Regions from separate parts of the Homo sapiens genome. Here region 1 is linked to region 2. A link is a contact called in ENCODE Hi-C or POLR2A ChIA-PET data. All regions are on one chromosome and are shown on one strand. The core of a region is the stretch at or near the end of the contact, and the rest is flanking DNA. Distances in the headings are between cores, read along the strand shown.

Region 1 (3,673 bases), core at 829-3,328, 200 kb after region 2:
TTTTACCCAAAGCCCTTGCTTGGGGGCTAGAGCACGTTGTATTTGCAAAGATGGTCACACTAATATATACTCCATCCCATGACTCTTCCTACAGTGCAATGCTAGCCCCCACTGAGAGGTGTGAGGGAGTCTCACCCTCACACCTGGGGACACCCCTATTACTGCCTGGACCAATAGAATACAGGGAAAGTGATGCTGTGGGATTTCCAAGCTAGGCCGTAAAAGGCAATATGGCTTCTACCTGGCTTTCTTGGGTGCTTTTCCTTGGCTTCCAGCCACCTCATTGTGAGGAAGCCCAGCCTGCAGGGAGAGGTCATGTGTGGGTGTTCCAGCCAAAAACCGGAAGCCTGTGTGGACTGCCACACCCACCAGTTTGTTTGTTTTGTTTTTCATTTGGTGATTAGATTCTCCAGTTTATGTGCCTGCAGATGGTCCCTGCTACTGCTTCGAGTGGCTCAGCGGAGACTCCAGACGCCATGAGGCGGCGACAAGCCACCCTGCCTGAATTCCTGACCCACAGGAACTATGACAGGTGATAAAAAGTCATTATTTTAAGCTGCTAAATGTGAGGGGAATTTGTTAGGCTGCCATAGATAACCGATACAGGACCTCTTGTATCCCAGCCGAGTGGTTTAGCTGCCACGTACAGTAACCTCAGGAATCACCGAGTGGAGGTTCCTCAGCTCTATTTCCAATTTCCTCCTTTAAAAATGTGTCTTTTACGGTCCCCTTTACTAGCCAGTTATGAAATTGCTGGACAATACAACAGATCTAGATATGTGACATACATTTGTATGACTATATGTTCATATATAACATATATATTATTCATATACCTAACAGTAATATAGAGAAGCAAAAGGAAAATAATTCTTCATAAAATAACATGAAATTCAATATATGGTCATTTCTTCTGCAATGTGTTCCTAAAATCACTTGCTATGGAATTTTGCATAATAAAAATAACAGAGCTTGTGGGGAAATGAGGTTAGTGACAGAATACCCAACACCTATACAGTAAGTTTTTCATGACGTTCATAGGCTCTTGGAAACAGTGACTGTAAGCAAAACTGCATAGAAAGAAACCAATTTCCCTATAGGCTAATTGATATCCACAAGAGTTAAGTTCCTGTAGCATATTTCTGATAGCAAAAACATCACCAAACTTCTAAATGAAGACCCAAACACTTGTAATATTAAACATTAAAACAATAAAATAAATGTAATATTAAACATTAAAATAAAAGCTATAACACATTTAAGACAAATTAATAAAAACAAGTAAGAGAATTGTTTACCTGCTTATTCCAGTTCAGGGTTGAGGGTGGCCGAAGCCTATCTCCAAAGCTTAGGGCGCAAGGCGGGAACCAGCCCTGAATAGGACACACTCCCATCGCAGGGCGCGTGCACACCACCTGCACTCACTCATACTGGGATGTGTAGACATGGCAGTTCACCTCATAGGCACACCTTTGGGATGTGGGAGGAAACAGGAGTAGCCAGAAAAAACCTACACAGACCTAGAGAGAATGTGCAAAGTTCACACAGATGGTGGCCCCACCAGGGGGAATTCATTTTTTTTTCTCTTCAACATTATAACAAAATGACTTTGAAATAAAATGATGTTATTCCAGGACCTGCTATATAATTTTGTAATTAATTCATTACAAAATAAATAATAAACTTTATTAAAATTCTGCCATAGTTTGAGACACCTTAAATTCTCAGTCAATAAATATATATGTATATATATATATGCATGTAGGTATATATATATATATATATATATACGTATATATATATATACGTATATGTATATATATATATATACACACATACATACACACACACACCATTTACCTTGACAAACACATGCAGTTTGGAGGGTGGATGTGGTTTTGGAGAAGGGGTGTGTATTAGTCTGTTTTCATGCTGCTAATAAAAATATACCCAAGACTTAGTAATTTATAAAGGAAAGAAGTTTAATGGACTCACAGTTTCACATGGCTGGAGAGGCCTCACAATCATGGTGGAAGAGCAAGGGACATCTTACATGGTGGCAGGCAAGGCAGAATGAGATCCAAGTGAAAGAGGTTTCCCCTTATAAAACCACCAGATCTCCTGAGACTTATTCACTACCACGAGAACAGTATGGGGAAAACCACCCCCATGATTCAATTATCTCCCACTGAGTTCCTCCCACAACACATGGGAATTGTGGGAGCTACAGTTCAAGATGATATTTGAGTGGGGACACAGCCAAACCATATAGGGGTGGATGGAAAGGCCTGTCATTTATGGAATGAAATATTTCCATACAAGAATGGGCATTGGCCTATTTTGGTGCCTTCTCACTGGTTTAAAATAAAAATTCTGCTGCATTCAGTGGTAGTTTTCATCTTCAACCCACTGCAAGTAATTTTTGGCCATATTTCAGACAGCTGATAACTCTACTATTTCATTTTGTTGTTGCTCTCAAAGCCACTTCCCTGATGTTGTGCAATGTGGATTCCTACAGGTGCGATGCTTTTGCAATATCACGTGATCTTTGTGTTTCCAAATATTTTATTATATCAAGCTACTCCTCAATATTCAAGGCTTTTCTTTGACATGCATACTCGGATTCTTATAACCCAAATGATTGCTTATGTTTGAGACTCTGTAATGGATACTTCTATCAAGAACATCTAACACTCAGGAGACCAGCTCTGTGCGCTTGCAGGGCTCACCATGGGCCAGCTTGGTAGCAGGCGGGAGCACCTCAGCAGGAGACTGCTTTGAGCCAGTGGCATTTCTCATGCACACCACCTGGTGTTGCAGCAGCATGAAACTAACCCCTCATGGAAAATGGCTGGGCTTTTCTGTTTTTCTGTTTTTGTTTGTTTGTTTTGTTTTTCATTTGGTGATTAGATTCTCCAGTTTATGTGTCATGTATTGTGATGGTTAAAGATGGCTGTAAATTCCTTGCCATGCCCACTTTGAAAAGTGGAGCCTCTTTCCCTTCCCTTTGGATCTGGGCTCGACCTGTGATTTGCTTTGAGCCATAGAATGCAGTGGAAGTGACGCTCTGTAACTTCTGAGGCTAAGCTATTCCACACTGGGAACGTTGTCTCTTTGAACTCCCACATAATGAGGGGAGAAGCCCAAGCACCATGGAAAGGCCATTTGGAGGGAAACTGAGCCTCTCCAGTCTGCAGCAAAGTGAAGCTACTAGCTGACGTGGTTGGCAAGTGCTGTGTGCCCCATCTTAAATGTCCCAGCCCAGTCAGCCTCTAGATGACTGCAAGTGACACTATGTGGGTCAGAAAAACCATCCTGCTGATTCCAGTCAACTTACAGAACCATGAGGCACAATGCACAGTTTTGTTGTTTTGAGCTACTATTTTCAGGGTGCTTTGTGTATGCTACATAATTGAAGCAGCATGTGAACAAATTCTTCACAACATGTGTTGTAATAGAAGAATATTTCAGGCCAATATCCCTGATGAACATTGATGCGAAAATCCTCAATAAAATACTGGCAAACCAAATCCAGCAGCACACTGAAAAGCTAATCCACCATGATCAAGTTGGCTTCATCCCTGGGATGCAAGGCTGGTTCAACATATGCAAATCAATAAACGTAATCCATCACGTAAACAGAACCAATGAAAAACCCACATGATTATCTCAA
Region 2 (3,741 bases), core at 927-3,426:
ACTAATTCTGTGTGTTTTGTTGTGTGTGGTTCCTGAAGTCTCTGCTTGGTTATTTTAGTGTTCAGCTCTTGACTGGACTCAGATTTCCTTAAATGCCTTGAACCAGTAAATCTCCAGCTCTTGCTGAAGGGCTCTCTATGTTGGGGCATGCCTTCAATACACTGACAGGCAATTGGCAACTCGGCCTTAGCCTTCACTTCCTCCTTGTGCAGAGCCTTAAGGTCAGCCAGAGGTGAGAGCTAGGGCCTTCTCAAGTCTTCCCTGAGCTTGCATACAGCCCTCACATGCACATGGCCTTCTAGATTTCTAGGAATATGTCAGAGCTTTTCATAGCCCTCTATGGACATCTCATTCCCCAGTTTCTGTTTTTATGTTTTTTGGTCAGCTTCTTATTTGCCCCAACTCAGGCAGCTTTGATGCTAAACAATCATCACTGATTTTTTTCCTTAAACACCCTGCAGGAAAAAGCTCTCTACAATGAATGAGGTCCTAAGTTAGGTCAAATAAAGACAAGCCGTGTGAATGGGGGTTTTCCCCATTATTAAAACACCAGAGAACTGCTGGACATATCAGATAATGACAAGTTTCTGGGAATAGGGCTTTGGGGATGCCACAAAGACATTCATTCTCCTATGGTGGCTGCTGGTTTTCATGGCTGCCGTAAGTGTGAGACTATTAGTTTTCAAGGTGTGTGTGGCTCTGGGAAGAGGGAGTGGAATAGGGCAAGTTAAAATTCCACAAAGTGGCTCGGTGTGGTGGCTTAGGCCTATAATCCCAGTACTTTGGGATGCCGAGGCAGGCGGATCACCTGAGGTCAGGAGTTTGAGACCAGCCTGGCCAACATGGTGAAACCCCATTTCTACTAAAAATACCAGAAATTAGCTGGGTGTAGTGGTGGGCGCCTGTAATCACAGCTACTCAGGAGGCTGAGACAGGAGAATTGCTTGAACCCAGGAGGCGGAGGTTGCAGTGAGCCGAGATCATGCCATTGCACTCCAGCCTGGGCAACAAAAATGAAACTCCACCTCAAAAAACAACAACAATAACAAAACAAATAAAATGCCACAAAGCTTGTTCTTACTGAGATTCAGCCACTTTTCGTGAATGAATGCTTCTCAGGTTGTTGCAAGCTTTTGGCTAATTTCTGGGGTTCTGAAAAAGTTTTGACAATTTTTTTTTTACAATCTTTGGCGATGTTCTCATTGTTTATATGGAGGAGCAGATTTTCTGGAGGTTCTCACTGCACTATTCCCACTGACATCCCTTCCCCCTCCCCAGCTGATTCTAATGCAACCAGGTATACCATGGGCTGTTACTGGCAAGGTGTACAAGGTAGCTTTCTGACTTCTGGTACATCAAAACTGATATTTATTGAATTATTATTACAGCCCAAACTATTGACTATACCTCACTTCCCAAATGTCAGGTTTAGTTGTAGTCAAGGTAGGAGAGGATTTACTGCTGTATTGTCTTTTAAATGTCTGCTCTGAGTCTAGACCCAGGAAACAGAAATAGGCTGCTCCAGCTGAGGCTCCCCTTGCCTGGTCATGAGGTTGGATGATCTGTGAGGGATCTGTTCATTCAGCCCTTAGTTGCTAAACTAACAGCCATAAACCAAAGCAAAGCAATGCATAAATGCAGCATTCAAGTAGTAAAAATAAAAAGTATTGAAATCCCAGCACATATAGATGTCTTATGTTTTAGGACAACTTTTCTTCCACACTGTTAAATTCATGTTCCACTGTTAGACATTTAGATTATGATGACAAAATCATTTATTAATTTGAGCTTTCAGACCTTGAACAGGATTTCATGTACAGTAAGAGTTTGCTAGTAATCAAATCGAAGAGTCCTTTCCTTAAAAAAAAAAAGTAAAATGAAGATGAAATTTAATTTCCAATATATGTTAGGGAACCAGATATATTCTAGTTGGTACTAGAATGTATAATTAGCCCTTGGTGAAATTTCAGAAGACTTTCTAGGTTAAGATATTATTGAAAACAGTCCCTCTACACCAAGGCTACTTTGAGGGTAGAAGATAACGCGTGAGTCATCTCACCTCCGGCAGCACTGTTACCTCTCAGAGCTTCTCAAACACAGTGGCCATTGTTGTTACCACGGCTAATTATTAGCCTGCTCCAACAGAATTTGTGTTGATGTTACAAAAACAGTTTATGCTACACAAGCTCTTTATTCATGTAATAATTACAGCATGTTTGTCTTAAGTATTTCGCAAGTGTTCTCTTTGGATAATACTAGCAAGATTAAGTAATAGTTTCTCGCTAACAGTATTGCTCAAGAACATCAAACGTGATGGATTGGGATTTGATATATGTATGTCTTTGGCTTCTAGCGTCTTTGACTTTTTGCGTTGCTTACATATAAAATACTCTTCTTGTGGGGGTATGTCTATTGTTTCTAATGCAAATGCCAGGAACCACTTGAGCAAAATATTTGATATCAGTTTTAATGGAGAGTTTTTATAATGATCAAGAGTAATATAACCAAGCCAGCAACAACACTGTGCCAGAAGCCAGGGACTTCAAAGAGTCTTCCTTTTAGAACTCCAAAAAAAAAAAAGAAAGAAAGAAATTTATGTTTCTCCATATCATCCAACTTAATCATTGGCAATAAGTGACTTGGCAAGAAGCATGCATCACATGGTTCGAGTTCTGCATTGGAAAAGGTCAGCAGGAGGCACAGACACTGGCCTGCATTATGCAGCTGTGTACTCTGATCCCATGACACGTGCTTTGGAGCACGTTATGCAATGTTACACTGCTGATTAATGGCCGCTTGCACAAGAAGTTTTTCATTACCCCTACTGCAAGCATCCTGGGAATGATTAACTTTGTGACATAACTTTCATCATACAAATATGGAAGATTTAAACAGAATTTCAAAATAATGTGCTTCAGAAATAACAATGAGTTTTGGCTTCTTAATGCATACATGATTAAGAACTATTTTAAAGCCACTGGGTGAAATCAAGACACCTATTTGGGAGTTGCCTTTTTTTTAGGACTAGGGTTTCATGTGAGATTGGATCATGCATGAACACTCTTCTACCCTATTTTAATTTTACCTTTATTCTAGTTTGATGTTGAAGATGTCAGACGTATTTTACAGTGCTTAGCTCTTATGAGCTAAATATTGAATATACTAGTTGCTTTTTTAAACATTTTTGGAGCCACAAAGATATGACTCTTATATTGTCACACACAGTGGAAAGTTATGGTGATGCTTGTTTTTGAGTCCATGTAACTAAAAAGGTAAACAACTAAAATTCTGCATTTTGTTGAAGTTTGAATCTTAGCAGTTGAGTGCAGTCTGAAATACTGGGTGCACGAAGACTGTATTGTGATGGCAGAAAGTCAACCAAAGTAGCTTAGACGAAAGGAAACTTCATTGGCTCTCAGCCCCAAACTGTGGAAAGACAGGGGAGCCGGAGTCACAGGGCTGCCAGGACACTCCACTCCCCACCATGTGTTTGTAGTCTCTGGTATGTGGCTCCATCCTTTGGGCCTGTCCCTGTAGACCAGCTCCACCTGATGACAGCTCCCAACTGCATGGCCCCCCAGCAGGAAAGAGGGGTCATGCTCTTCACTCACTTTGAACTCAGAAACTCCCAGGAAAGGCCTCTGATAGGCCTAGCTCAGATCATATGGCCTCCCTGTGGCCAGGGTGGTGGGGTACTATGATTGGAGGAGGGAGATCTCTTCAGGAGAAGAGAGGGCTGCT

What was found. A loop is a pair of places that touch in the nucleus more often than their neighbours do. ChIA-PET counts read pairs that join two places held with the same protein, here RNA polymerase II (POLR2A). Pooled maps may share reads with other maps.
Region 1: a map of right lobe of liver shows a loop between it and region 2 (6-fold over the local background). The contact joins the promoter of LINC02957 here to the enhancer-like site in region 2. A Hi-C loop is called at or near these places in 4 of 168 maps with a recorded cell type or tissue (MCF 10A, endothelial cell of umbilical vein, mammary epithelial cell and 1 more) and 4 of 50 pooled maps. POLR2A ChIA-PET finds 5 or more read pairs at or near these places in 1 of 52 experiments (MCF 10A).

The regions. Positions count from the first base shown.
Region 1 is chr9:90,995,443-90,999,115 of GRCh38, reverse strand. It overlaps LINC02957 (long intergenic non-protein coding RNA 2957), which reads right to left and starts at 2,078. Exons shown (of 4, transcript NR_184139.1): 1 at 1,996-2,078; 2 at 1,299-1,470.
Region 2 is chr9:91,196,411-91,200,151 of GRCh38, reverse strand. LOC124902208 (a long non-coding RNA gene) reads right to left here. Exons shown (of 2, transcript XR_007061660.1): 2 at 1,758-3,741. Among named protein-coding and RNA genes, the nearest start is that of LINC02937, 35 kb to the right of the region's middle. Within about 2 kb of position 2,176, at least 25 of the 41 ENCODE cell types and tissues checked have a DNase peak (open chromatin) inside an H3K27ac peak, as active enhancers do; they include mammary epithelial cell and right lobe of liver, where a contact is called at or near this core.